Linked DNA regions of Homo sapiens: regions 2, 3 and 4 are each linked to region 1. A link is a loop called in an ENCODE intact Hi-C map of the cell type or tissue named here. Cell type or tissue: CD4-positive, alpha-beta T cell. All regions are shown on one strand. Each heading gives the region's core, and the rest is flanking DNA. Links, peaks and the distances in the headings are about the cores only. Region 1 holds the start of RBM4B (RNA binding motif protein 4B). Region 2 has its middle 13 kb from the start of NPAS4. Region 3 holds the start of CCDC87 (coiled-coil domain containing 87). Region 4 holds the start of NPAS4 (neuronal PAS domain protein 4).

Evidence for each region. A loop is a pair of places that touch in the nucleus more often than their neighbours do. Peaks named below come from ENCODE experiments on the same cell type or tissue, not always from the same donor. Only the 100,000 strongest peaks of a DNase experiment are listed, where the experiment ranks them.
Region 2: it touches region 1 in a loop (19-fold over the local background); 75 of 110 quality-filtered maps call a loop at or near these places.
Region 3: a loop joins it to region 1, with 4 times the contacts of the local background. A loop is called at or near these places in 48 of 110 quality-filtered maps.
Region 4: a loop joins it to region 1, with 4 times the contacts of the local background. A loop is called at or near these places in 35 of 110 quality-filtered maps.

What each region holds. Positions count from the first base shown.
Region 1 is chr11:66,676,057-66,683,648 of GRCh38, forward strand. It overlaps RBM4B (RNA binding motif protein 4B), which reads right to left and starts at 1,831. Exons shown (of 4, transcript NM_031492.4): 1 at 1,708-1,831; 2 at 612-1,035. The coding sequence starts at 1,023. It overlaps SPTBN2 (spectrin beta, non-erythrocytic 2), which reads right to left. Exons shown (of 38, transcript NM_006946.4): 38 at 6,441-7,592. RefSeq lists silencers at 1,444-1,553, 1,754-2,033. In CD4-positive, alpha-beta T cell, for the core only: a CTCF peak has its summit at 2,625 (motif pointing left); DNase peaks (open chromatin) are centred at 1,865 and 2,605; H3K4me3 peaks cover 2,007 bases; H3K27ac peaks cover 1,688 bases.
Region 2 is chr11:66,404,329-66,411,920 of GRCh38, forward strand. It overlaps a transcript of NPAS4 not described here. Among named protein-coding and RNA genes, the nearest start is that of NPAS4, 13 kb to the right of the region's middle. RefSeq lists a silencer at 4,573-4,632. In CD4-positive, alpha-beta T cell, for the core only: CTCF peaks have their summits at 4,284 (motif pointing right) and 4,484; DNase peaks (open chromatin) are centred at 4,273 and 4,693; H3K4me3 peaks cover 569 bases; H3K27me3 peaks cover 1,410 bases.
Region 3 is chr11:66,589,244-66,595,539 of GRCh38, forward strand. CCDC87 (coiled-coil domain containing 87) reads right to left here and starts at 3,820. Exons shown (of 1, transcript NM_018219.3): 1 at 933-3,820. The coding sequence starts at 3,772. The coding sequence ends at 1,223. CCS (copper chaperone for superoxide dismutase) reads left to right here and starts at 3,942. Exons shown (of 8, transcript NM_005125.2): 1 at 3,942-4,057; 2 at 4,399-4,471. The coding sequence starts at 4,019. RefSeq lists enhancers at 2,606-3,195, 3,196-3,784, 3,347-3,406, 3,577-3,686, 3,717-3,806. In CD4-positive, alpha-beta T cell, for the core only: a CTCF peak has its summit at 3,641 (motif pointing right); a DNase peak (open chromatin) is centred at 3,878; H3K4me3 peaks cover 1,641 bases; H3K27ac peaks cover 906 bases.
Region 4 is chr11:66,417,154-66,424,745 of GRCh38, forward strand. It overlaps NPAS4 (neuronal PAS domain protein 4), which reads left to right and starts at 3,882. Exons shown (of 8, transcript NM_178864.4): 1 at 3,882-4,201; 2 at 4,967-5,118; 3 at 5,298-5,400; 4 at 5,521-5,788; 5 at 5,970-6,079; 6 at 6,425-6,560; 7 at 6,682-7,592. The coding sequence starts at 4,027. RefSeq lists enhancers at 584-1,084, 1,085-1,585, 3,928-4,524 and silencers at 4,457-4,771, 4,465-4,759. In CD4-positive, alpha-beta T cell, for the core only: no CTCF peak of the experiment used is centred there; a DNase peak (open chromatin) is centred at 4,638; H3K27me3 peaks cover 312 bases.

The sequences.
Region 1 (7,592 bases), core at 1-5,000:
TTTCCTTTTCTGAGGGTGAAATGAACAGGTGGAGCAGAACACTCCATGGCATGTTTTTTTGACTCTGCTTGAAGAGACTGCACAACTTTGATCAACAAAAAGATACTCCCGCAGATCCAGACTTGCCACCCAGATTTATAATATAGGGCTTCCTCTAGATGTCTTTTTTCTTCTTTCCCACCAGTATCCACCCAAAGCAGTAAAGAATATAAATCTTAAGCACTTAAACCCTCAAATATAAGGCTTCCTGATCATCACCAAAGAAGCAGGTAAGCCACGGACCTTTATCCTCCCTTCTCTCATGAGGTACTCGTTTCCCCAAGCAGATTACACTTCCAACAGCACTCGAATCAATGCAAGAATCCCGCAGGGTAAAGTAACCCACAGTTTGTGATTCTATGCAGTCGGTGAGCAACATCTTAGCAAACCTGAAAAGGGGAAGTGTTTGCTTCCCCAGGGGTAAATTATGCTTAAGAGCGGTAAACATAATCTATTATTTCCAGCTAAAACAGAATGGAAGAGACCACCCAGCAAGTTCTATAGTCTTGTGTTCTTGCCTGTTTTGAGCTAGACCCCACTCGGCGCTACTACCCAGGCCCAGAGCAGTTCACCTTGAAACTCTGTGTTGTCAAGGCCCCTGATGGCCTCCACTGCATCCTCTGCCCGCTCCATGTGTACGAAGGCATAATCTTTCACGATGTCACATTCGATGACCGGACCATACTCCTCAAACTTGGCTCGAAGCTCTTGGTTGGTACAAGTGGGGCTGATGTTACCCACGTGTAACTTGGTTGAAGCTTTGCTCTTATTCTTGCTGGCTTCCACGTTGATGTTCACCCCATGAAGCTTGTAATGGTGCAGGTTGCGTATGGCATCCTCAGCTGCCGTCTTGTCTTCTATGTGCACAAAGCCGTAATTCTTAATGATGTCACATTCCAGCACCTTCCCATACTGCTCGAAGAGTGAGCGAATCTCCTGCTCTGTAGCCTCCCGGGGAAGGTTTCCGATGAACAGCTTCACCATCCTGACAAGAGCCTGGGAGAGAAACACAAGACTTCAAAAGTCAGGGGTGTGGTGGGAAATTTCGGTGCACTGCAGCATTTTCGTCTAATCCTCCAAAGTTCTTGCACCTTCAAGACCCTCGTACAGACATTCATTATTCTTCCTCAATAGAAGAAGGGCGGTTTGTTCTCGAGAAGTGCGAGCTATGCGTGACATGCAAACAGGAGGTCGAGGGTCAGCATGCATAGCCCAGTCTATCATCTCCGTGAAGTGGAGCGCAATGAAATACCAGAATTAGCTGCTTCATGTCTTAAAATGAGGGAAGAGAAAAGCCCAAGCAAAGGCAAGGGGCATCAATCGCAGTGCGCCTGGTAACAAGGTTTTGGAGGGAAATCTGTGTACCTCTCCTGCGCGCACTAGCGCCTTTCAAGATACTCTAAAAAGAAAAAAGTCCCCTTTCCCCCAAACCGGGGACCAACCACCTCGCCCCCAGCGGCCCACCCTCCAGCTTCTTCGCCCCAACAAAGACTCGACCCGACCCCTGCCCCGCCTCCTTCCGGAGACCCGGCCCCGCCTCCTCCCGTTGTCTTCCCAGACCTCCCGCTGCAAAATGAGAAACCCAAATCCGGGCCGTGCAGTCTGCCGGAGGCCCGGCCCGACCCGCCCCCGAGCTCCCCACATCACACACACACGACCCCCTCGCACCTCCGGGTGGCGGCAGCGACGGCGGCTCCCACGTCAGAGAGAACCTTACAAAATGGCGACGGCCGCTCGAGCCTGGACGCGACCGGGCCCTTTCTCGCGCGCCAGCTCACGCACGCGCGAGTGCGCGCTGCTTCCCTCCCCTTCCCCTCGCGGGAGCCGAGTGACCAATCCCGAGGCTGCATACAAATGACCACGCAGCACGGGGGCGGGGCCTGTTGGTGGTGGCGCGGCGCCGCGGAGGTCAGCCCACCCCCAGCCCCAGCCAGCCAGTCACCACCCTGGAAAGGGTCGCCACTGCTGCGTCAGAGGGGCTCTGAACGCAACCACTGCCTAGAAAAGCGGAGGCCTTGGGGAGTCGCTCACCACAATGGGTCCTGCTCTTGGGCCCTTTGAGGGGGGCGGGGAGCTAATGACAGAGGAATCTCCCCGAGGGCCCTAAAAAGGGGCTTTTGTAGCGGGCTGGCCGGCTTCTGTGGCAGCTTGGGGCAACATTTCAAAAATACAGGTGCGCCACATTTTAAGCAAAACTAGTCATTGTTTTGTAGCGCTTTAAACATTATTTTAAAGTTTGTCATTGCAGAGGTGTTATTTATTGCTACGGAAACTGAGAACCAAGGGGCAGAAAGATAACCTGGCAGAACTGGGACAGGCCTAAGAGGCATTGCTACCCAGGCTACGCTTAGTCATGTTTTGTTTGCTCGTGAGTATCCGTGGTCTGATTCTCTCTCACTCATTGTGTGTCCATCACAGTCCTGGTCTGTGGTGAGCACGCCAGAGGAATACTTGGTGGAGAGGCCCAGCGAGGTCCCTAGTTCTGGGTGGGACAGGGTCTCCTCGTACACACCAAGCTGGAAGTCTAGGCAACTGAGTTTCCCGACTGTCTAGCATTCAAAATTCAGCTGTGGTCCAAGGGCACCTCCTGGCGGTAAAAACAAGCTTAGGCGTGCCAGGTGCGGCGGCTCACGCCTATAATCCCAGCACTTTGGGAGGCCAAGGCGGGCGGATCACGAGTTCAGGAGTTCGACACCAGCTTGGCCAACATGGTGAAACCCCGTGTCTACTAAAAATACAAAAAATAGCCCGGCGTGGTGGCGGGCGCCTGTAATCCCAACTACTCGGGAGGCTGAGGCAGGAGAATCGTTGGAACCCGGGAGGCGGAGGTTGCAGTGAGCCGAGATGGCGTCACTGCACTCCAGCCTGGGTGACAGAGCAAGACTCGGTCTCAAAAAAAAAAAAAAAAGAAGTTTAGGCTGATTCCCCACTGTCACCTTCCAGCAAAGAGTAGCCTTTTATGGAGATTGATGGATTGGGTTTATCTCCTAGTAGAGCCCGCCAGGGAGGTTGTCAGCCACCATTCCTCATTTTAGTGGCTCCATAATGGCTTCTCTGATACCATCTGGGACACATTCCCCAGGCTGCCCTCTTCCACCCCAGCTACTTGGATATGTTCTTTACCTGAGTTCTTTTTGTTTCTCAGCCATTTCAGAAGAGGCACTGTCCTTCCAATTTTATTTTATTTTTATTTTTTGTTTAATTTTTTAAAGACAGAGTCTCACTGTGTCGCCCAGGCTGGAGGGCAGTGGTGCGATCTCGGCTTACTGCAACCTCCACCTCCTGCGTTCAAGCCATTTTCCTGCCTCAGCCTCCCGAGTAGCTGGGACTACAGGCGTGCGCTACCCCCCAGCTAATTTTTGTATTTTTAGTAGAGACAGGGTTTCACCGTGTTGGCCAGGCTGGTGTCGAACTCCCGACCTCAAGCGATCCGCTGGCCTTGGCATCCCAAAGTGTTGGGATTACAGGCGTGAGCCACCTCGCCCGGCCCTTAACTATTATTACTATTATTTTTGAGTCAGGGTGTCACTTTGTTGTCCAGGCTAGAGTGCAGTGGCACCATTATGGCTCACTGTAGCCTCGACCTCGCAGGCGCAAGTGATCTTCCTATCTTAGCCTCTGGAGCAGCTGGGACCACAGGTGTGGGCCACCCCATCCAGCTAATTTAAATTTTTTTTTTTTGTAGAGATGGGGGTCTCACTGTGTTGCCCAGGCTGGTCTCAAACTTCTGGGCTCAAGATGTTTCCACCACAGTCTCACAAAATGCTGGGATTCAGGTGTGAGCCACTGCACCCGGCTTATATGTGCTGCTAATTTAAAATAGCACTATCCTATGTTAATATTATCTAATGTTTATGCCCAAATTTCTCCTGGATTGTTACAAATGTCTTTTTACAGTTGATTTCTTCTAATCTGGACTTAAACATTGTACATTTGTATGCATTATGTAAATGGTGTGTTTTGAGTTGTATAGCTGTGTCTTACTATTTTTCCACTAAGGGCTATGTCGCCGCATGATGTCTAACTAGCGAGTAACGCAGTCCTCTGTGGTGTACAGTCACATATTGTACCTGTTCATCTCTGGGCATAGGGCACTCAGCTTCCAGCTCTCTGTCATTATAAACAAGGCTGCAGTGAACATGCTTAAGTATGTGCCCTAATTCTGTGTGAGAATTTGGGGGGATATAAAACCAGAGGTGGAATTGCTGGGTCATAGAGTATACGTAGAACTCACCTGTCTAAGTAGCACTGAATTCTCTGGAAAAGCTGCACCAGCATACTCTTCCACCTGTAGCATATGAGGGGCCTTGTATCTCTACATCCCTGCCAGTGATAGACATTATCCGCTTTTCTAATTTTTGTCAGTCTAATAGATATAAAGTGATATTTCATTGTTGCTTTAATTTGTATTTCTCTGGTTACTAATGATTTTAAGCATCCCTTCTTGTTGTCTTTTTTTTGTGTGTGATGGAGTCTCACTCTGTCGCTCAAGCTGGAGTGCAGTGGTACTATCTCGGCTCACTGCAGCCTCTGCCTCCTGGGTTCAAGCGATTCTTCTGCCTCAGCCTCCTGAGTAGCTGGGATTACAGGCGTGTGCCACCACCACGCCCGGCTAATTTTTGTATTTTTAGTAGAGACGAGGTTTCACCATATTGGTCAGGCTGGTCTTGAATTCCTGACCTTGTGATTCGCCCACCTCGGCCTCCCAAAGTGCTGGGATTACAGGTGTAAGCCACCACGCACAACCTTTTTTTTTTTTTATTAGACGGAGTCTTGCTCTGTCGCCCAAGCTGGAGTGCAGTGGTGCGATCTCAGCTCACTGCAACCTCCGCCTCCCAGGTTCAAGCAATTCTCCTGTCTCAGCCTCCTGAGTAGCTGGGACTACAGGCACGTGTCACCACACTTGGCTGATTTTTGTATTTTTAGTAGAGACGGGGTTTCACATTGGTCAGGCTGGTCTCGAACTCCTGACCTTAGGTGATCCACCCACCTTAGCCTCCCAAATTGCTGGGGTTAAAGGCGTGAGCCACTGTGCCCAGACTTGTTTTTTGAGAAAGGGTCTTGCTTTGTCATGCAGGCTGGAGTGCAGTGGCACGATCATAGCTTGCTGTAGCCTCTAGCTCCTGGGCTCAAATAATCCTCCTGCTTCAGGAGGCTGAAGCCCTCAGCCCTCAGCCTCCCAAGTAGCTAGGACTATATGCCCAGCTAATTTTTTTGTTTTTGGTAGAGACGAGTTCTCACTATGTTGCTAGTCAAACTCCTAGCCTCAAGTGATCCTCCCACTTCAGCCTCCCAAAACACTAGGATTACAGGTGTGAGGCAAATACACCTGGCCTCTTGAATTTTCGAGTTTATGCTTCTGTAAATTTCCTGTTCATATCTTTTGCCCATCTTTCTTTTCAGGTTGTAGGCTCCTTTTTTGTTGTTGATTTGTAAGGCTTTTTCATATATTCTAATCTCTTATTGGTCTCAAATACCATCTCTCATTCCACTAATTATTAACTCTGTCCATGGTGTCCTTCATTGAACAGAAATCCTTATTTCTTGTGCAATGAAATTAATTTTTATCTTAAAGCTGTGCTTTTGAATTTTTTTTTTTTTTTTGAGACAGCCTGTTGCCCAGGCTAGAGTGCAGTGGTGTGATCATGGCTCACTGCAGCCTCAACCCCCCAAGCTCAAGCAATCCTTCCATCTCAGCCTCCCAAGTAGGTGGGACTACAGGTGCATGCCACCATGCCTGGCTAATTTAAGAAATTTTTTTTGTAGAGATAGAGTTTCACTGTGTTGCCCAGGCTGGTCTTGAACTTCTGAGCTCCAGTGATCCTCCCATCTCGCCTCCCAAAGTGCTGGGATTACAGGTGAGCCACTGCACCTGGCCTGCTTTTGAACTTTTGTATAAGATGTTCTTTTGTAGCCTCCTTAGTCACAAGATATTCTCCTACATTTTATTCTATTAACGTTAGGTTTTTGTTTTTGTTTTTTGGGGGGATGGAGTTTCACTCTTGTCCAGGCTGGAGTGCAGTGGTGTGATCTGGTCTCACTGCAACCTCCGCCTCCCCCTCCCAGGTTCAGGCCATTCTCCTGCCTCAGCCTCCCGAGTAGCTGGGACTACAGGTGCGTGCCACCACGCCCGGCTAATTTTTGTATTTTTAGTAGAGATGGGGTTTCACTATATTGGCCAGGCTGGTCTCGAACTCCTGACCTCAGGTGATCTGCCCGCCTTGGCCTCCCAAAGTGCTGGGATCACAGGCGTGAGCCACTGTACCCGGCCTATTAACATATTTTTTGCCTTTTGCATTTAGGTCTGGAGCCCATTTATAGCAGTGCTATCCAATAAAAATATGTTAGCTACATATGCAATTTTAAAATTTCCAGCAAACACATTTAAAAAGTCATCAAAATAGTTGAAATTCACTTTAATGATACTTTTGAAACCCAATATATCTAAAATATTATTTCAACACATAATCAATATAAAAATTAAGGTATTTAAAGTTGTTGTCCTCTTCCATGCTTCATACCTGGTGTTTCAGAGTCATGACACACTTGGTTTGGCTACATCTCAGTAGCCACACATGGCTGGGTGGCTGCTGCTGTGGACAGCATGGACCTAAAGTCCACTCTTGTAGGTGATGTTAAGAATGCAAATATATTTTTCTCTACATAATCCTATTTTTTTTTTTTTGAGACAGGGTCTCACTTTATTGCCTAGACTGGAGTGCAGTGGCATGATCTCGGCTCACTGTAACCTCTGCTTCCCAGGTTCAAGCAATGCTCCTGCCTCAGCCTCCCAAGTAGCTGAGACTACAGGCACATGCCACTACACCTGGCTAATTTTTGTAGAGATGGGGTTTCACCATGTTGCCCAGGCTGGTCTTGAACTCCTGAGCTCAAGTGACCCACTCACCTCGGCTTCCCAAAGTGCTGGGATTATAAGCGTGAACCACCATGCCTGGCCAAGTAATCCATTTTTTTTTTTTTTTTTTTTTTGAGATGGAGTCTCGCTCTGTCACCCAGGCTGGAGCGCAGTGGCGGCATCTCGGCTCACTGCAAGCTCCGCCTCCCGGGTTCACGCCATTCTCCTGCCTCAGCCTCCCAAGTAGCTGGGACTACAGGCGCCCGCCACTACGCCCGGCTAATTTTTGTATTTTTAGTAGAGACGGGGTTTCACCGTTTTAGCCGGGATGGTCTCGATCTCCTGACCTCGTGATCCGCCCGCCTCGGCCTCCCAAAGTGCTGGGATTACAGGCGTGAGCCACCGCGCCCGGCCCAAGTAATCCATTTTTATCTGCCATCTCTCTCCATTGATTTGTGCTGCCTGCATTTATTGTATTTTTGTGTCTAACTTGTCTCATAGCCCTCACCGCCCCATTCCATCCTGTTGTCTTTCCTGGAATTTTTTCTTTCTTCCACTCACAGCTGAAGGTGTTTTCTGACTTAATTCCTGACACTATGCTTCCCCTCTTCTATGTCCTGTTCTTAAGGAATCATGCCCTGAAGTCCTGCTGCCGCATATGCAGATGCTGCTCGGGGTCTTCAGTCTCACCTCTCCG
Region 2 (7,592 bases), core at 1,499-6,498, 270 kb before region 1:
GAAAATTTCCCCCACCAGGGAAAGAATGCTGATCAGCATGGTACAGGCTGAAGGCAAAGAGAAGGTGGAGGGGGTTATGAAGAAAGGTAGTTGTAAATATCAACTACAGCCTTAGGCCTGTTGCAGAAATAAAGATTCCAACAGGCATCAAATGCTTTGTCCTTGTCCTATTATGTGACCCTTTTCACTTTTCTTCCCCTCTCCCTTTCCTCTTCTGTTTTATATATGGTGATCCTTCTCAGCCAGGGGTGATTTTGACCTATGGGGGACTGATATGGTTTGGCTCTGTGTCCCTACCCAAATCTCATCTAGAATTGTAATCCCCATGTTTACAGGGAGGGAGGCGATTGGATCACGGGGATGGCTTCCCCCATGCTCTTCTCATGATAGGGAATTCTCACGAGATCTGATGGTTTTAAAACCTGCGCTCTTCTGCGCTCTCACTTCTCCCTCCTGCCGCCTTGTGAAGAAGGTGCCTGCTTCACCTTCCACCATGATTGTAAGTTTCCTGAGGCCTCCTCAGACATGCAGAACTGTGAGTCAATTAAACCTCTTTCCTTTTATAAAGTACCCAGTCTCAGGAAGTTCCTTATAGCAGTGTGAAAACGGACTAATACAGGGACCCTTGCCAATGTCTAGAGACATTTTCAATTGCCATGACTTGGGAAAGGGGAGCGCTACTGGCATCTATCAGGTAGAGTAAGGGAGGCTGCTAAATATCCTACAATGCACAGAAAAGTCCCCCACAACAGATATTATTTGGCCCAAAATGTCAGTGTTCTCAAGGTGGAGAACTGATAGAGAGTACAGATGGTGGTTCATATTTTAAGTCCACAAGTTACAGGATATCAAGATGGAATTGGGATTGAACCAAAGAAGGTTGAATAATACCCAGAAATGGGTGTGATGACTGAGCTACTATGTTCTCTTTTAAGGAGTGTGATATGGCTTGGATCTGTGTCCCCACCGAATCTCATGTCGGAGGTGGGGCCTGGTGGAGGTGACTGGACCAGGTGGGTGAAGTTCTCATGCATGGGTTAGCGCCGTCCCCTCCATGTTGTTCTCTTGTGATAGTAAGTGAGTGAGATCTGGTTGTTTAAAAGTGTGTAGCGCCTCTCCCTGCTCTCTCTTCCTCCTGCTCCAGTCCTGTGAAGAAGCCTGATCCCACTTTGCCTTCCACCATGATTGTAAGTTCCCTGAGGCCTCCCCAGAAGCAGATGCTGCCATACTTCCTGTACAGCCTTCGGAAGCATGAGCCGATTAAACCTATTTTCTTATCATTTACCCAGTCTCAGTTATTCCTTTATAGCAGTACAAGAACAGACTAATACAGAGTGACTTAGTACTTTTATCTTTGTATGAGAAAGAGAGAGTTTTTGTGTTGGGGCCGGATGGTGGTTGATGTCATTGTTTGGATGTTTGAGGATGAGGGCACAAATGAATGTTGAGTGTCTGAAAGGGTGGGATTCGGCAGGCGTGGTAAATTGGTTAACTCACGATCTCTCCCAATCTCTTTCCAGTGTGCTTTCCTGTTCTTCAGATTCTACAAAGAGAAACACTCTGTTTCCCAGACTTGCTTACAGCAAGGGACTTAGATCCCGCCAGCCAGAGGCACTCCCGTGAGATGGGCAGCTGTGCAGGAGGCATCTGTCCTGCCGTGCAATGCTCAGGCACAACCAGTTTTGGAGCCAACAGTCCTGACATTGACTTTCTATCCCTCAGACGCCAGCCAAGGCAGTGCATTCCTGGAATCAACGCTCTCAATAGCAGCTTCCCAATCCTTGGCCAAAGTGATGTCACTCAGAGCCAGCGGTTAGGACAGAGGATTCTCCAGCCTCAGATTGCGGCAGAGTTCACAGTACCCTGGGGTGGGCTGATTCTGCAGGGTTGTTTTTTATGTCATTTCTGAAGGTCCAATTAATAGCCCATTTCTCCAGCTCTTCCAATTATTTTATAAACACTAAAACCCTATACAGAATCCCTTAATGCTTAAAATGGTAAGAGTGGTTTCTGCAATAGAACCCTGATCGATACAGCAATAAATAGTATCCACAATGACTTATCAATAAGGAAAAGGAAAAAGAGAGAGAAAATTAAGTAAAAGACATGAATATTCCAGAGGGAAAAAATAAGAATGTTCTATAAACTTGAAAAGATGTTCAACCCCATCAGTATTAAGGGCAACCACAACGAGATACATTTTCACATCCACCAGATCAACAGTTTTGATGATGCCCCTAAGTAGTCCTGAAGCAGTGCCTCCCAACCTCTCTCACCTAATGGTGCACAGAGAAAGCCATAGAATGTTATCAGCACAGGCTGGGCACTGTGGCTCACACCTGTAATCCTGGCACTTTGGGAGGCCGAGGTGGGGGGATCACTTGAGGTCAGGAGTTTGAGACCAGCCTGGCCAACATGGTGAAACCCCATCTCTACTAAAAATACAAAAATTGGCCAGGTGTGGTGGTAGGCACCTGTAATCCAGCTATTTGGGAAGCTGAGACAGGAGAATCGCTTGAATTCAGGAGGTGGGGGTTGTAGTGATCTGAGATCGCACCACTGCACTCCAGCCTGGGTGACAGAGTGAGACATCATCTGAAAAAAAAAAAAGAAAAAAGAAAATACAAGCCAGTAAGAACAAGCTATCAACAGCCTCCAAAGACTTACATAAGATCAGTATTTCTGCAAGAAAATCAAGAAAGCAATAGACCCAAGAAGATTCATTGAAAAACAACGCCAACCCGTTAAGAACAGCAAGCAAAGAGGAGGCATTTTTCTCACTAAATAGTAGATACGTACAAGGGTTCCACCACAGCAGGAAGATTACATCGTAAGACAACAACATTCAAACACGAAACACAGTATATATAAAATTAGAGATATTGCTGGGTGCAGTGGCTCATGCCTATAATCACAGCACTTTGGGAGGCCCAGGCAGGCGGATAACCTGAGATCGGGAGTTTGAGACCAGCCTGGCCAACATGGTGAAACCCCGTTCCTACTAAAAAATACAAAAATTAGCTGCACCTGCAATCCCAGCTACTTGGGAGGCTGACCCAGGAGAGCTGCTTTAATCCAGGAGGTGGAGGTTGCAGTGAGTGAGCCGAGATTGTATCACTGCACTCCAGCCTGGGCAACAAGAGCAAAACTCCATCTCAAAATAAAATAAAATAAAATTAGAGATATTGATAATTGGGGAGGAGGGGGAGAGACTGGAGCATCTAGCTCCTATGAACACCCAAAACGCTGGAAGATAGGGAGACCCCCTGACCCTCTCCTGACTGTGGGCTGCTTGGTTTGTTAACGGTGGAGTAGCTTAGGATGGGCTCCTTCGTTCATCCTAAGGAGCAGGGGCTCACAGAGATGTGTTGGACTCACTTTCACCCTGCTACCTCATCCTAAAAAGCTCTGGGTCAGAGGCCCAGAGACCTGAGTTCCACCCTTGGCTGTCTGAAACCTCCGGAAAACCATTTCACTTCTCCCAGTCTCAGTCTCCTTATCTGTACATGGGAATGATTTTAATGCTCACTGTCCTGCTTATCTCAAGAGACTGTGAGGCTGGTCAAAAGAGACAAGGGGTGTGGAAGTGAAAGGGCCCAAGAGCACTTTTCACAGTCTTGAGTGCAGGAGGCCGTTCTGCCCCGTGCTGCTATGGGATCTTAGGCAAAGCCACAACTTCTTTCGGCTTCAGTTTTTCTCACTTTAAAATGATAATAGGCCAGGAGCGGTGGTTCACGTCTGTAATCCCAGCACTTTGGGAGGCTGAGGCAGGCAGATTGCTTGAGTCTAGGAGTTCGAGACCAGCCTGGGCAACATGGCAACACCCCATCTCTACTAAAAATACAAAAATTAACTGGGTGTGGTGGTGCGCGCCTGTAATCCCAGCTACTCAGGAGGCTAAAGCGAGAGGATTGCTTGAACCCAGGAGACAGAGGCTGGAGTGAGCTGAGATCGCACCACTGCACTCCAGTCTTGATGACAGAGTGAGACCCTGTCTCAAAAAATAAGTAAAATAAAATGATAATAATATTCTGCATTACAGAGTTGCTGTGAGAATGGAGTAATACGAGGAAAGCACGTAGCAAGTGCCTAACACATGGAGCGCGCTCGCTGAACGTTAATCACAAGTGTGATTGATCACAAGTTAATCCTAAGTGGTAAGAATGAGTCCCGCGTTAATCAGGGTTCTGGTGTGAAAATTGCTGAGTTCTTTTATGCTCTTCCCCTCTTGCAGACGCCAGAGGGCGACATAGACGGCGGGACTCCAGCCGCCAAGCACGCCCGCCGCAGCCCCACAATCGGCCACGCGGTGGCGCTAAGCCACACAATGCTTGGTTTGCCGCAGGCTTTGGGGAGCAGAGGGCTGACCGGGGGAGAGCGGAGACCGGGTAAGGGGGGCCTTGGGAGCCAGGGAGCCCTGAACCAGAGGGTCAAGGACCCCTGGACGGAGTATTCCCCGGGCTCCCGGGACACAACAAGATCAGCTGGGAATGAATGGGTCCTGGGCTTTTGGGAATCTGAGTGGGGCATCCCTTCCTCCGGGCGCCGGGCTGCACCCCCTTACCCTGGGCAGCCGCGGGGCCGTGACGCCTGGCGGAGGGGGCGCGCATCTCGGCGCGCGCCGGTCTTCGCAGTGGCTCATTCATCGCCGCCGAGGCACGCCGTTGCCATGGGGACGTGATGCAGGCGCGGGGAGCGGGAGGGAGAGGGAGGCCCCGGGTGACGTCCGCGCTCTTCTCGCAGCTAGTCTCCCGCGGCCTCCCAATTCTTGCCTAATTTGGAAGAGAGCCGCAGCCCTTCTGCTGATGCGCGCGCGCTGGCGCCTTTTTAAGGCAACTGGCGGAGTGGCGGCTCCACCAGAGCCTGGGAGCTGCCCCCGCCCCCGAGCCGCGAGCCCCGCGCCGGGCCGGGGAGTCCCCGGCGCCACACGCCCCCACCACCCCCATCTTAGCGCCCCCCACCCTCTATGGAGACATTTCAACCAGGGAGAAGGGAAGTCCTGCCCTTGCCCCTCGCCCCCGCCCTGCTCCTCCAACAGGGGAGACTTCTGTCCAAACCTTGGAAAGAAACGAGATGCCAGGCCTAGCGCCTTCGGGGATCCTCTCTGGACAAGGCCACAGGGTGAAAACACCAGGTGAGGACTTCACTACCCTTGGGGCCACCATGGGACCCTGGAGACCTTTGCCTCCCTCCAGGCGCCCCCGACCCCTTAAACTTTTTCTCCCTGAGCTCAGCCTGGAGCAGAGTTAGGATCCTGGGAAAGCCCCTTACCAGTTGCTCCAACCCCCTCCTTAAACTGGAAGGGAAACTGAGGCCCAGAGAAAAGTAGTGATTGACTAGGGCCACATGGCACGTTCCTAGAGGAAGAGCATGGGCCAGAACCCACAGATGCTGACCTCCTGGCCAGAGGTCAAGGCATTCCTTATGGTTGAGCATAGCCAGCCCCGTGTGCCAGTATCCAGCCCCTGCCCTGCACCAAGCAGAGGGGCTGGACACCTCTGTCATGGCACCAGCTGCCTCTCCTTCCCCAGCACAGTCTGGACCTGGGCGGACTTTTTGGAAAAGCTTCTGGATGCCACGGACTCCACGACCAACCAACTAGGTTGCTGCTGCTTGCAAACATCGCCTCCATTGAAGGATTCCTGCAGCCACCAGCTCTGGAACTTTCTGGAACCAAACATTTCCCCAGACTGCCTACAAGGACCAATTGGCCTCTGGATGTAGGTGTGGCCTGCAGGGGTCCGGCAGGGCTCCCCAGAGTCAAGTGGACCCAGCCCTTTGGACCCCCTGCCCGGTCCTATTGACCTCTGCTCTCTCCCTGCAGCACTTCCTGGAGGCGTTTGACCGGGACCTGGGAGGGCAGCTGAGAAGTGCCTGACCATTCTCAAGGAGCTGCGTGGATTCCAGACATCTCTGGGCTGGTCTCTGGACCGGGATGGGGGACCCAGAGGTGGAGCCGAACACACAAGCAGCACTTGAGGGCTCCGAGGGTGGCAAGGAGAGAAGTTCCTGCTCTGGTACAGCCCTGGGACCTTGAAAGGTGCTTCAACAGAGCGTCCACTCCCAGCGCCTAGCTCTGGGACCTTGAATGGTGCTTTAACAGAGCGTCTGCTCCCAGCGCCAAGCCCTCAGTGCAGAGGGGGAGACTCAGGCGGCCCTCAGACACAATTCGCCAAGGTCGCACAGCAAGTCAGGGTGCCGCTAAGACTAGGACCTACAGCTCTGCCTCCTGGCCCAGGCTCCTCAGCACCTGGGCCCCAGAGGACAGCCTGTGGGAGGCCCACATGGCCACTGCACCATGAACCAAGGACCTGGTCCGGGTCCACCTCCACCAAGTGCTGGCCGTGTGTCACTGGGGTCACTCCACTCTCTGCATTAGGTCTCAGTCATCCAAGACCATCTTTCAAGGGCCGTCACTCCAATTATGAGTCTGGGATTTTCTGAAATTGAGCATTTTGGCCAGGCTGTGGGGTCCCTCTATGACTGCCTGTAAGACACTGCCAAGGGGACTTTCTTCCTTTCACCAGACTGAAGCTAAGAAGTGCTGGAGACAGCAGTTGCTTTAGCCACAGGCTGTGTAGACCACCTGAGGATGACCTGGGGGTCTGTTTTGTGCACCTTGGAACCCATCGGATCCCTCCAATGGTGAGTCCCCTGGTGTACCCAGCACCAAGCTGTGAGAACGACCCCCAACGGGTTGGGTGGAAGAAGCAAAACTACAGGCTCAGTCCCAGTACTTACTCCCCTGTGTCCACACAGGCCAGGTCTCCAGGGTCCCTGCCCATCCAGGGCTGAGAACGTGGTCCTCTGGGAGCCTTCAGGCCCACTCGGACCCCAGCATTGGGCAATGGGCTCATCCCTACCTGAAACTGGGGCTTGGGGTTGCAGCATTCAACTTCCAAAGCCCAAGAGGCACTGGGACAGGTGGCCCAGCAGGCTCAGAGATGCTCAAGTGCCAGAGGTTGGGAGGGCCCTTTGAGGCTAAGGGGTCTGACCCACTGCCATTTTGCAAATACAAAAACTGAGGCCCAGGGAGGGAGAGAGGTTTGCAGAACACGCCCAGCAGGCTAGTGGTAGAGCTGGGAACAGAATCTGCATCTTCTGCTGCTCCTATTCAGAACTATTCCCCTGCACCAAACATAATCCGCTGACATCTAGACTGAGCTCAGCTCGTCTTCTTCCTGGACCTTGGACTCCTTGGCAGAAGGCTCTCCCAACTCACAGCCTGTCAGGGATGGCAATTCAGGGGCTTTCCCTTCAACCTGATGGTCCTTTCCACCAAAGCTTCCTGGTGCTCCTCCCCTCCCACCAGTGCTCAGCCCTTCTTGGCTTCAGAAGCTGCTCCATCAGCAGCCGTAAGGGTCACTCTCCCCTGCTCACCATGGTTCACCCAACTCCCTGTGGTTCCCGCGTTCCCCAGCATGGGGAGCACCATTCTCCCTGCTCGTGGGGGTCTCCTCTTTGTTGCCCCTCGGCCCAGTCCCTGACCTTCTCTGACCACTGGAGCCTTAAATCCCATCAGTCTTTCCTGGGACCCCCGGACTGTTCCCTGTAGATTTCCTCTCTGTTGGCCCAGGGCCTGTGAGAGTAAT
Region 3 (6,296 bases), core at 1,297-6,296, 86 kb before region 1:
GCCGAGATTGCGCCACTGTACTCCAGCCTGGGCGACAGAGCGAGACTCCCTCTCAAAAGAAAAAATATATATATATACACACATATATATATACACACACACATATATATGTGTGTGTATGTGTGTGTGTATATATATATATTTGTTTTTTTTTTAAGAAACTCAAAAAATTAGCCAGGTGCAGTGGTGAGCAGCTGTAGTCCCAGCTACTTAGGAGGCTGAGGCAGGAGGATTGCTTGAGCCCAAGAGTTCAAGCTGCAGTGAGCTATGATCAGGCCACTGCACTCCAGCTTGGGCAACAGAGCAAGACCCCATCTCTAAAATTGAAAAAAAAAAAAAAATCCAGGTGCTGTAGCTCATACCTGTAATCCCAGCACTTTTGGAGGTTGAGGCAGGTGGATCGCCTGAGCTCAGGAGTTTGAGACCAGCCTGGCCAACGTGGTGAAACCCTATCTCTACTAAAAATACAAAAATGAGCCATGCGTGGTGGCAGGCGCCTGTAATCCCAGCTACTCAGGAGGCCGAGGCAGGAGAATCGCTTGAACCAGGGAGGCAGAGGTTGCAGTGAGCTGAGATTGTACCACTGCATTCTAGCCTGGGCAACAGAGTGAGACTCTGTCTCAAAAAATAAATAAATACATAAATAAAAATTAAATTAAATTTAAAAATTGTAACACTTATCCCCACAGCACGAAACAGACATTGGAGGTGGGTATGGGAAGGCTTACTTTTCAGTACACATCCTGGTATACTTTGTACCATGTGCACGTAACTGGTAAAAATTTAATTAATTTTCTTCTTCCTAATAGTGTTTGAGAACTAAAAGAGGTGACAATTTAATGTAGTGTGATAGGAATGCTAAAGTGAGTTGTTCCAAAGATCACCTTTGCCTCTGACCCTTCCCACTACAATTAACTCCAAGGTCTCAGTTCTTTTGATATAGGAGATTTGGCTTGTATTGTGCAAGGCTTGACATAATGGGACTACTAGGCTTGGGGATTCTTTCATGAGAATTTCACTAAGAAAACAATAGTTTTAGTCTCAATCCCTTCATAGTTGGAAGCATAATGTTCCTGAACCCTCCACTCCCAGATATAGACAAATATTTCTTCTTCCAAAGCAGTAAAGAGGTCTAGATGAGCTGCTGGCCATTTAGGGGTGAGGGAGGCATTTGAGGGCACTGGGCCTGGTCAAGGAGTAATAGGGGTATTCCCAGGAGCTACTAAAGGCTGGCTGCTGAGCTCCTGAACAGGGTTGACTGGTGGGGATCCTTCAGGGCCGAGACCAGGTGGCGAACCCGCCGCTGCTGTTGCAGCCAATAGAGCATCTCCACTTTGTCACTCTTCATCTTGTCCAGGTAGGGCCGCCCCTTGAAGATCACTGGCTCGCCAAAGATTAACTCTATCTCCTCCAGGAGGGAAACCAAAGAAGACTCCATTAAGTTGAGCTTCCTGTGGAGATGGCTTCGGACCTGATTCTCCTCCAGGAAGTGACTGGAGCTCAAGTTGGTCTTTTTGAAGAAGCGGTTGGGATTGGAAGCTTGTCCCTCAAACCACTCTAGTCTCGCCAGCAATGCCTCCCGCAGCTGAATGGGCTTCAGGGCCCGCTCCCAGGCATTCACCAATGAAGGCAGCTGCCTCAGGCGGGCTTTGGAGCTATATTTAATGGTCATGTCCACCTGGTCCTTGTCAGGGACCTCAAGCACAGACCACAGTTGTTCCAGATGCTTCTGCAGGCTCAGAATTTTGTGGGGTTCTCCCAGGTGGGGTGTCTTCCCAGCTCCTAGCCTGTGCTCTAGCACAGTGTTCCAATCCCACTCTCCTGGCACAAAGTCTGGTTCTTCATCTTCTAGCAATGGGGGAGGGTGCTGAATCTCTAGGGACTCTCTGGCAGGGGCCACAATCTCCACAGGAACCTCTTCTTCATGCATTTGAAAGATGACATGAAGGAAATCTGTTTCATGGTTGGTGAGGTACTTGAAGTAGTCATCCACAGACAAGGTGGTTTTCCATGAGTTCATCAAGGAGGCCTTGTTTGACCACTTCTCCCAGCTTTTGGTAGCTTGGAGTGATGGGAGGGAGGGCATCTTCTTAGTATTGGACTGTAAAGTGTTTGCTCTCTGGGAGTAAAGTCCAACCAGCTCAGGGTTGATGATTTGAGGCTGTTTTTCTTGACGTAGAAAGGCTGAGGACAGGAAGGTCGACCAGTCTTTATCTGCTGCAGGCTCAACTAGGGGCCCTTGATCAAAATGTAAGTGGTCAGAAGAGACATGGCTCATCAACTCCTTGTAGACCTCCCTGGTAGTACTGCCAACAAAGTTATCAATATCCATTTTTTCAATGGCTTTGGGATCCAGTTCACCAGCCAGATGGTTATACAGGGCTCCGGCCCCCTCAATGTGGAAAGAGTCTAAGAAGTTTCTATCAGAGACCCGTACGGCAGCCGCCTGGACCACGACCTCATTTCTAAGCTTCAAAGTAATGGTCACTGGCTGTGGGTGAAGTGGAAAGGATTTGGGGGGCTGGGGGTCCCACTGCCCAGAGGCTTCTTCCTCCTGGAGGTTCCTCAACATCTTCTCCAGCTCCTCCAGGCGATGCCCTGCAGCTGGGTGACGGGTCACAACCCCCAGGAGAGGAGGCAGGCCTGAGTCCAGTGGTGGGTAGCGAGTCCCCTCCAACTTCATCTTCTTTATCAACTGCTTCAGATCCTCAGCCACGATGAGCCCAGTCAGCTCTGGTTTGCTCTCTGTAGCCAAGACCAGCGGGGTTAAGGGGCGAGATGGGAGTGGAGGAAGGCCCAACTCATCTGCCAGCCTCCAGCCCTCACGCAGGGAGGGCATGGATTGGCCTCTCCGGAGCTCAGGGCAGAAAGGCGAGGGGGAAGCCCTGCTGGTGGGGGCCACAGGATAGCTGGGCAGCGACACCATCTGTGAGGAACTGATGTCGATTTCTCTCTTCTTTCCTATGGAGGGCAGCCAGTGGAAAGGCTTTTTCCTCTTCAACCGAGGGATGGACTTCAATTCCTTCACTGGATCCATCCTTCCTGGCTCATTGAGAAACTCTGGTGGACGGCTGAGTTGGATGAGGTAGTTCAGGTTGAGGTTAGAGCACTGCACTTGGGCGAAGCCAGTGCTGTGAGGCCAGGGGATAGGGCACAGCTTGAACGTCCCAGCGGGGCAGACAGGGTGCAGCTTGTCCACATCCCCAGAGGCCTGCTCTGCCCTCAGCAGGGCCTGGAAGTCGGCAAGCAGGCCACGGTAGACGTTGGGACTAGTAAGGAAGAGTGTGCAGTCCCTGGCGAGGCTGGCGGCCAACCGGGTGAGGGTGGCTGATTCAGTGAAGACCCCCCTGGGAGTCGACATGGTCACCAGCAGGTGCAGGTAGCGCAAGAAGAGCTGCTCGCTGCTCAGCAGCACGTAGGCCTCGAGCCGCTTCCGCAGCTTCTGGTTGTTTTTGTGGCTCAGACTAAGTTCGGCGGGCGGCTCCCGCCAGCTGCACTTCAGCTCGTCCAGGATGACCTTGATGAGACGTAGTCGGGCCTCAGGAGGCACTCCCGCTGCTATCCCGCTGCCGGCCAGCAGCTTGGCCACCTGGCTGCACAGCGACGCCACCGTCAGCTTCGCCAGAGGGAAGGACTGCAGAATCCGGCCCTCCTGCGGGGGGCGCTTCTGAGGCTCTGGGGACGTCGTCCTAGTGGGGAAGAGCGACAGCGGACGCAGCAGCCGGTGGTAAAACCGCTGGAGCTCAGGCTCGGGCTTCGGGGGCTCCATCATAGAGCCGGCGGCCGCCACCGTCCAGGAACAGAAAGCCGAGGGGTTACTAAGGCAACCAGGAGCCCGACGGCCCGAGTGCGCCTGCGCGGCCGCCACCCGGTGGCTGACGAAGCAGGGCCTTGCGTGCGCACGCACTAGGAGGAGGAGTTAAGGGTGGCTTTAGAGGCTCAGTCCCCGCGACGCCGCGCTGGTTGGTGCTCCTGCGCCGGAGGAGTTCTGCGTCTCGGGGTGGTGACTGGGTCCAGAATGGCTTCGGATTCGGGGAACCAGGGGACCCTCTGCACGGTGAGGGTCGAGGCTTCGTGTGGAGCCTCGCCGGGCAGAGAGCCTCGGCCCCTGGGATGATCGTTACCTTGGGAAGAGGAGAAGGAGTGGGCACTTGGGTTGGGGCCTGGGGCCATGGGATGAAACTAGGGTGCGAGGGTAGCAGGGGCCCTGCGTGAGTGTTGGGGGGTGACTCCCATGGTCCTGGAATGGTCATGAGAGATCATGAAGAAGGTGCTTGAAGAGGGGTTAAGTGGGGCTTGTTCCCAGACCCTTGCGGTGGTCATAGGGTAGGTGGTGAAACAAAGTCATACCAAGGCACTTCCCCAGCGATCATCGGTTGGTCCCTGCCGCCCTTGCAGTTGGAGTTCGCGGTGCAGATGACCTGTCAGAGCTGTGTGGACGCGGTGCGCAAATCCCTGCAAGGGGTGGCAGGTAAGAACAGGGTAAACTTTTCTGCAGACAGTCCAGAAGCCTCTGGGAGGGACCAGGCGAATCTATTAGGCGAACCCTACTCCCATTTTACAGATGCAGAAAGTGAACCCCAGAGAGTGAAAGGCATGTTCTCAGAGTTACACACAGACCTGGAGGCAGAGCCTAGAGTACAGCTGTCCAGCTTGCCCTGACAGATTCTAACTGCCTGTCTTGTTGTCCTGAACCTCAGGTGCCCCAGAGACTGAGGAGCTAGGCTGAGGGAGTTCCTGGGAAAACAGGCAGTTTTTGCTTGGGAAACAACATAATCTTGACAAAGCAAACAGCAGCTCAGGCCCTATACCATCCTGGGTAGCTTTCTATACCACTGGGTGTGGTGGCTCATGCCTGTAATCCCAGCACTTTGGGAGGCCGAGGTGGGTGGATCACCAGGTCAGGAGATCGAGACCATCCTGGCTAACACAGTTAAATCCTGTCTCTACTAAAAAATACAAAAAATTAGCCGGGCGTGGTGGTGGGCGCCTGTAGTCCCAGCTACTTGGGAGGCAGAGGCAGGAGAATGGCGTGAACCCGGGAGGCGGAGCTTGCAGTTAGCCGAGATCGCGCCACTGCACTCTAGCCTGGGCAACAGAGTGAGACTCCGTCTCAAAAAAATAATAATAATAAATAAAAGGCCAGCTGGTCTGGAGGTGACCTGGCACAATGAGAAAGATCTGGAAAGGTAGAGCCACCAGCATGGCTCTGGGAACTGGCTTCCTTTGATTCTGTTAAGTGTTTATCCAGGCCAGGCTCAGTGGCTCACGCCTGTAATCCCAGCACTTTGGGACACCAAAGTAGGTAGATTGCTCAAGTCCATGAGTTTGAGAGCAGCCTGAGCAACATGGCGAAAACCCTCCTCTATAAAATATACAAAAATTAGCTGGGCGTCATGGTGCACTCCTGTAGTCCCAGCTACTGGGGAGGCCAAAGCAGGAGGATTGCTTGAGTCCAGGAGGTGGAGGCTGCAGTGAGTTGGATCGCTCCACTGCACTCCAGGCTGGGTGACAGAGTGAGACCCTCTCTCAAAAAAAAAAAAAAAAAAAACAAGTTCACCCAGTCATTCGGCAGGTATGGACCAGACACTGGGGCTTTTTAGGGAGAAGAGTTCACATGGGTATCAGGCACATCCCCTGCACTCAGGTGGAAATGAGCATGCAAGCGTTGCCTGGATGGCATTCGCAGAATGCTTCGTGGAAAGAGCAATGGTGAGAGGGAATGAGATAAGATGGCTTCTGAAGCTGGGACCCTGGTAGTGGTGGACTCTGTAAAGTGATTAGGGGTATGAGCTCTAGAGTTCAAACCCCCTCTTTGCCACTTAATGGCACTAAGACTTCATGCATGTTACTTTTTGTGTCTCTGTTTCTTCTGTGTTAAATGGGGGATGATAATAGAAGCTAATCTGGAGGATTGTCCTGAAGAGTAACCGAGTTAATACAAAAAAAGCATTTAGAAAAGTCTTTGGCATGTAATAACAGCCCAGTAAATCCTAGGGGATTATGAGAAGAAGGGCTTACAGGTGGTGATCTGGATGGAAGGAGGCTGGAGGGGACAATGTTGAAGCTGGGTTTGCTTAGACTACGCGTTTTGGGTGGTGAATGGGCCCTCCACTTCCTGTACTACTTGCTTGCGAGGAGAGCAGACAGCTGGCCTTTCTCTTGGACCCGGAGCAGTTTTCAGCCCTCAGCATGTTTCTTAGGCAACAGATAAAGACTTCTGGTGACTCTGTGTTTTCTGGTCCGGCTTGGCTTTCTCATGGGGCCAGGGAGGGAAGCTGTAGTTTTCTAGAATA
Region 4 (7,592 bases), core at 2,588-7,587, 260 kb before region 1:
ATTTTTCGGGGAAGGAGTGGGTGGGTTGCTATGGCAACAGATGCGAGCTCGTCTCAGTAAAGAAGGGACCTTGATATTTTTTTCTCTCTCTCATTCTCTCAGTTGTGTGTGTGTGCGTGCATGTGTATGTGCGCCTGTGTGTGTGTGCATGCGCGCTACACATGCCTGTGCCCACACCAGGAATTTTTTTTTTTTAGAACTAAAGAAAGCCCTTCTCTTCTCTCAGCTCTCCAAATATGGAGTGATGGAAAACCACTTACTCCTGCAGGCCAGGGAGAATTCAGGATGATTCAAGAGAAAAGGGAGAGGTCATGTGGGGCTCCTTTCCTCCATGTTTTTACTAGAGATTGCATGCAACAAGAGAGCTTTGCAAATGGTTAGGGGGCCTTTGGAAAGAGGAGAAGATGTTAGGTGGAAAGAGGTGAGCAAGATATAGATGGTGCAGGAACTCAACGGGTGACCTCAGAGAGGGCAACAGAAGCTATATTGAGTCTGGGGACGCATGTACATCCCACCACACCATCAGATGCTGAAAGACCCAGAGCAGACTCAGATATGGACACAAACACAGACACTGACAGAAAGGCATATGGAAAATTGTAGACATAAATACACACAGGCACAAACATAGAACTGCACAGAACATAGGAAGTTGGAGACAAAAAAAAAAGACAAGCATAGATGCAGGCATAGGTAAACATAGATATACAGGGGTACAGACTCGCAGCTACAAAGACACATGCAAACAGATAGAGATGTAGACATCCAACCACCTCCAGACAGGTTTGGAGGCAGACACACAGGACACACAAACACAGTCTCAGTCAAATGAACACACACACACACAAACACACAGACACACACACAGAGTCTGGCTCTTTTCCTTCAATTGCCCAAGCATCCTTGAGCAGTAGTGCATAGCTGAGGATGCTGCACGCTTGCCCAGTAGGTTTGGCTGAGAGGCTTGCTCTCCCATTCCTTCTACACGCTCACCCCAAAGCCCCTCTCCCAATTCACTCCCTTGCCCACTTTCCCACAGCCAGCAGGCTCTGATGCCTCCCCCATCTCAGGCTTCTAATTCTTAGCTTGTTCTGCTGCTGCCTGCCACTTGGGGGAGAGAGTGGGGTGACTCAGCCAGGCCAGGATGACTCACACTGCCAGTATTTTTAGCAGCGGCCAGGAGCTCTCTAGTGTGCCAGCCGCCCCCCTCCTCCTGCTTGCTATTTCGGAACCGTCACTGGTGATATAAATAGCTCCTCTCCCACGGCCTGAAGCTGCTGCCAAGCTATTTTTGGTTCTGCACAGTTAAAAATAGCTTCACGGAGGTGGGAGGCAAGGGGAGTGGGAGCTGGCCTAGGGAGAGGAGACATTGGGGCACACAGAGCTTCTCAACTTGAATCAGAGTGGGCGAACTAGGATGAGCCCTTCTCTACCCCCTCCCTTGTCCCTTTCTAGACCCTTCTTCCCTTCCAAAGTGTTTCTTCCCATTCCATTCTCCTGGAAAAAGCCAGGGGCTCTTCCCCTGAGCCCAGTTCTCCTCCCTTGCTTACTTCACCCTTAGAGCCCAGAAATCTTGGCCCCCTGCAAACCCTCCATATTCATTCACAGAGAATAAGGGGACAGTCAAAGAGTAGGCTCACTCTGAGGCCTGTGGGTACCCAAGCCCTACGTCGATGTCCCCGGCAAACCGTAGCATGACTTCCATGGTGACTCTTTCAGCACCACGGACAGCGGTCGGCGCAGTATTCCTTCACTGCAGATTCGCTCAGATTGCTGGAGGCCATGACACCCAGCCAGTAGACTCCTCTTATTGTGGAGGGGGACACTCAGAATGCCTCACAGGCAGCTTTAGCATCAGTGAATGAAGAACACAGGAACAACCCCCCTGGAATTTCATACGGAAGGGGATCCAAAGATCAAGGGATTGTTCAAATGGAAGATTGAGAGAGGGGTGGGTAGGTACATTAGAGGTCAGATTGAGAAGAAAGAAGCAACACAGACCCATGTCCAGGAGGAATCATCTCTCTGTCATCCAGGTCAATGGGGTTAGAGACAGTGGCAGACAGATAAGCGGACATCGTTCCCTCCACCTCAGCTGTGACACTGACCACAGGATGGCCCCAACCTCTGCCAAAATGCATAAGACACCAGAATAGGGTCTCCACACCTTGTACACCTCTTCTAAGACATACTTCTCCTCAGCCGCCTCTCCTCCCACTCTACCTCTCTTACTACCACCCCTTTCCATGAGGAGCGGAGAGTTCCCTGGCCCCAAATTGTCCTTTTTGATGTCAAAGTTCATCTCCATGCTTCCTGTGTGACTGGGACTTCCCAGTCCCACCCTCCAATTTTTAAGTGGCCTCATTTCCAGCCACTTAAGTGATTCCATGCGCACACAGCTACTCCATCAAACGAGATTTCAGATAAGAACATTCCCTAGCCCACTTGCTTCTTGCATTATTGAATCCCAGGATAAGAACGGCACATCCTCGCCCCTGTAGAGAGCAATCATCTGTGGTGAAAAGAGAAAAAAAGCGGGTGTGTGGGGGGGTGGGGATAGGGCAAAGGTGACAGGATATGAAAAGGATAGAAAAGGATATGAAAGGACAGAAAAAGAAACGAAGGTGGAAAGTGGAGAGCTGAAGGTGGAGAGGCAGAGCCAGGAGCCTTAGAGGCGCAAATGTGGAGAGGGGTGGAGGGAACCTGGCAAAAATACAGGGTCCCTGGTAGGTGCAGGGGTCATGGAGGGTCCGGCGCTGCCCCTTCGCTTCTCAGCTGCTCCCCCATCTTGCCCGCCTAGGCAGGGCGGGGAGCCCTCCGGAGCGGTGCGGAGGCAGCCAGGCCCCGCCCGCCGCAGCCGCGGCAGCCGCCGGAGGATTCCTGTCCTAATATGGAGCTGGGATTCCCCCGGCCCCGCCCCCGCCCCCGGCCCGCGGGGAGACAGAGGCTGGCAGCAGGGCGGGGGGAAGCGCTCGCTTGGGGGCCGGCAACGGGGGGAAGGGATGCCTAAGTGCAGACCCAGGTCCTCGCCGTGCCCCCACGTCCCTGCCTCAGTTTCCCCTTCAGTAAGGTTAATTAGCTGAGAGGGAAACCACGAATCACTGCAGACTACAGCGCTGATGTTGGTTTCTATTCTTGGCTGTGGGAAAACAGGATCAACGCCAAATTCAGCTGGTCCCTTTCCCACCGGACTCCCTTTCCACCCATCCTCGGGACTTAGACCCCCATGAACACCCCCTGATAAGCCGCCAAGGCCCGATTTGGGAAGCGGGGGCGGGAATTTGTTCTCTAAAAATGGCCAAGGGAATCCCAGGTTAAATAGTCCCCAGAGAGGAACCCCAGCAGTGACCTGTCCCACGGAGGCCAAGGAAAGTCCTCCTTCCCTGCATGTGAACGTGACCTTGTCTGTCAAGTAACGAGGGGGATTTGTAGACAACCCTGTTCTTCCCCATTCCCTCAACTCCTCAGAAAAATTAGTGTCAGTGCCGGCCCCTCTCTGCCCTCTGCGGACTCCTGCCGCGGGCTTCAGGCCGCCCTAAACCTGGCCCTGTCGCTTCCCTCAACTGAACGCATTCAGACGCCAGGGTCCCCACACTCCATTCAAGCTTTCCTAACGCAGCGCCTTCCTCTCCGCTCAGCTCCCGCCAGGCTTGGCCCCCTCCGCAGCCTCCTGCTCCCCCCTCGCCCGCCTCCCTCCCTCTCTCATTCTACGTCATGAGATGACGTCGGAAGCCGGGCGGGAGGAGGAGCCCCCCTCCCCAGTCAGCGGCTCCCGCTGCAGCTTGCTTAGCCCAGCCTCCCGCTCTCCCGCCCCCCCGGCTCTAAAACGAGCCCCCCACGCCTGGCAGGAGCTATATAAGGCGGCGTGAGGCAGGCGAGGGGGGCAGCGCAGCCGAGCGGAGCCCAGGAGAGCAGAGAGCGAGCCTGAGCGAGAGACGGGGAAGCACGGAGGAGGAAGCCGCCGGTGCGTCGGGACGGGAGCGCAGGTGCTCGGGCACCCGAGCTGGAGCTCCGCAGCCGCCGGTCATGTACCGCTCCACCAAGGGCGCCTCCAAGGCGCGCCGGGACCAGATCAACGCCGAGATCCGGAACCTCAAGGAGCTGCTGCCGCTGGCCGAAGCGGACAAGGTCCGGCTGTCCTACCTGCACATCATGAGCCTCGCCTGCATCTACACTCGCAAGGGCGTCTTCTTCGCTGGTGGTGAGCATGCTGGGGCTACCGCAGATCCGAGCTGCCAGGCGCCGGAGACCCTGGAGCTGAGGGAACCCGCTGGGGCTGTCGCATGTCTAGGGCAGCGTGCTGGCGAGCTGGGGAGATTCGGGACTCGGGAGATTCGGGACTTTCTACTTTTCCTCCTGAGCTCCCTCCAGACCTCACCTTAGTTCTGAATGAGAGTTAGAGAGCCTGGACGGTGTCCCTAACACCAGATTATGAGAGGATAAGAGCCAGGACAGAGCGGCCTCGGTGCCCGCCAGTGCAGAAGCGCTCCGGGAGCCGGGGAGGGAAGCCCGGGAAGTTGCAGGGATGGAGCTGCCTGAGCCTAGGGGAACATAGCTACTGTCCGCGGTGCTGAAAGGGATCTCCTGTCGCCTTCGGGGCGCTGCCCATGGTGCTGACGGCTGCGCCGGCCGTGTATGGCTCTGTCCATGGTTCTGAACCCACAGTCGGCTTCGGAGCTCTGTCCGCGGTTCTGAAATTCAGAGCCGCTTTGGAGCTCTGTCCGCGGTTCTGAAATTAAGAGCCGAGAGGAGCCGACCCCGCTTTAGAAGTCGAGGGCTTGTGGGCTATGGAGATACAGCAACAGGTTCCCTGGCCAAGAGCTGCGGGCAGCGGGTCAACAGGTGTTTGCAGAGGCAGGTCCATGAGAAATTCCTCTGGATTCTCTGAAACTCAGACCATGCCTTCCTCACTTCTTCTCTGCCTCCCAGTCTTACTCCTGACGCACTACGTCTTCTCGCCCTACAGGCACTCCTCTGGCGGGCCCCACGGGGCTTCTCTCAGCTCAAGAGCTTGAGGACATCGTAGCGGCACTACCCGGCTTTCTGCTTGTGTTCACAGCCGAGGGGAAATTGCTCTACCTGTCTGAGAGTGTGAGCGAGCATCTGGGCCACTCCATGGTGAGTGCTAAGGGTCCTTTCAGCTGAGGCTGGGCATGGAGTGGGTGCCGTGAGCCTTCCACTCCTGAGGAACTGGGAATTACTATGGAGGGAGAGGTTATACCCTACAAGATACTGTAGATCAAAGATTGGCTCCTGCTGTTCTCCCTAATGGTCATCTCTTCTTTTCCTCCCTCCAGGTGGACCTGGTTGCCCAGGGTGACAGCATCTACGACATCATTGACCCAGCTGACCACCTCACTGTGCGCCAGCAACTCACCCTGCCCTCTGCCCTGGACACTGGTAAGGACTCCCTTCTCCCTTCCTCGGTCCAATTTCCCACCTGCTGCCCTTCTCCCCACCATCCACTGTCTCTCTCTCAGCCACTCACCCTCTTATCTGTTTTTCTCTTCATCTATCTAGATCGCCTCTTCCGCTGCCGCTTCAACACCTCCAAGTCCCTCAGGCGCCAGAGTGCAGGCAACAAACTCGTGCTTATTCGAGGCCGATTCCATGCTCACCCACCTGGAGCCTACTGGGCAGGAAATCCCGTGTTCACAGCTTTCTGTGCCCCTCTGGAGCCGAGACCCCGCCCAGGTCCTGGCCCTGGCCCTGGCCCTGCCTCGCTCTTCCTGGCCATGTTCCAGAGCCGCCATGCTAAAGACCTGGCTCTACTGGACATCTCCGAGAGGTAAGCCTGGAGTGTTCAGATTCCAAGAGAAAGGCAGGCCAGAGATGAAGGGACCCTAGATTCTGGAGTCAGGGGCAGGGAGGATGGGGTTTAGGGGGGCAGAGGATCTGGGAGGGAGTGAGATGCATGGGTATCAAGCAAGGAAAACAGAAAGCTGACCTCACCCTTTCCACCTTCCCAGTGTCCTAATCTACCTGGGCTTTGAGCGCAGTGAACTGCTTTGTAAATCATGGTATGGACTGCTGCACCCCGAGGACCTGGCCCACGCTTCTGCTCAACACTACCGCCTGTGTGAGTGTCCAGAGAGGCTGGGGACAAGATAGCAAGCTGGGAAAGGGCATGGGAGACCAGACAAAGAATGATCTGTAGTCAAGAGTGATGCTGGGGAGATAACAGAGGCCAACAGTTTCGGATGCTATAGGGTGAACATGAAGGTGAGGATTCAAGGCAATAATCAAATCAGAACTGGGGGACTCTGAGTGGTGAGGTCAAGGTAGAGAGCTGAGTGGTTCAGGTGAGGGTAGTCAGAAGAGAGGATGTCACGGCTATCTCAATTCAGTGGAGAGGTGACCAAGGGTGGGGAGTAGGTAGAATTGCCTGGTGGACATCCTAACTCTGCATCTTCTTTCTCCCCAGTGGCTGAGAGTGGAGATATTCAGGCAGAGATGGTGGTGAGGCTACAGGCCAAGACTGGAGGCTGGGCATGGATTTACTGCCTGTTATACTCAGAAGGTCCAGAGGGACCCATTACTGCCAATAACTACCCAATCAGGTAAGCCACAAGCCAGGGGACTAGGGGGCAGCTGAGGTCGTCATGGAGGAGACACAAATCAGGGAACTGCTCTGGATATGGACGTCGGACCCTTACCAGCTGCCTCTTCTCTCCTCTCCAGTGACATGGAAGCCTGGAGCCTCCGCCAGCAGTTGAACTCTGAAGACACCCAGGCAGCTTATGTCCTGGGCACTCCGACCATGCTGCCCTCATTCCCTGAAAACATTCTTTCCCAGGAAGAGTGCTCCAGCACTAACCCACTCTTCACCGCAGCACTGGGGGCTCCCAGAAGCACCAGCTTCCCCAGTGCTCCTGAACTGAGTGTTGTCTCTGCATCAGAAGAGCTTCCCCGACCCTCCAAAGAACTGGACTTCAGTTACCTGACATTCCCTTCTGGGCCTGAGCCTTCTCTCCAAGCAGAACTAAGCAAGGATCTTGTGTGCACTCCACCTTACACGCCCCATCAGCCAGGAGGCTGTGCCTTCCTCTTCAGCCTCCATGAGCCCTTCCAGACCCATTTGCCCACCCCATCCAGCACTCTTCAAGAACAGCTGACTCCAAGCACTGCGACCTTCTCTGATCAGTTGACGCCCAGCAGTGCAACCTTCCCAGATCCACTAACTAGCCCACTGCAAGGCCAGTTGACTGAAACCTCGGTCAGAAGCTATGAAGACCAGTTGACTCCCTGCACCTCCACCTTCCCAGACCAGCTGCTTCCCAGCACAGCCACCTTCCCAGAGCCTCTGGGCAGCCCTGCCCATGAACAGCTGACTCCTCCCAGCACAGCATTCCAAGCACACCTGGACAGCCCCAGCCAAACCTTCCCAGAGCAACTGAGCCCCAACCCTACCAAGACTTACTTTGCCCAGGAGGGATGCAGTTTTCTCTATGAGAAGTTGCCCCCAAGTCCTAGCAGCCCTGGTAATGGGGACTGCACGCTCTTGGCCCTAGCCCAGCTCCGGGGCCCCCTCTCTGTGGATGTCCCCCTGGTGCCCGAAGGCCTGCTCACACCTGAGGCCTCTCCAGTCAAGC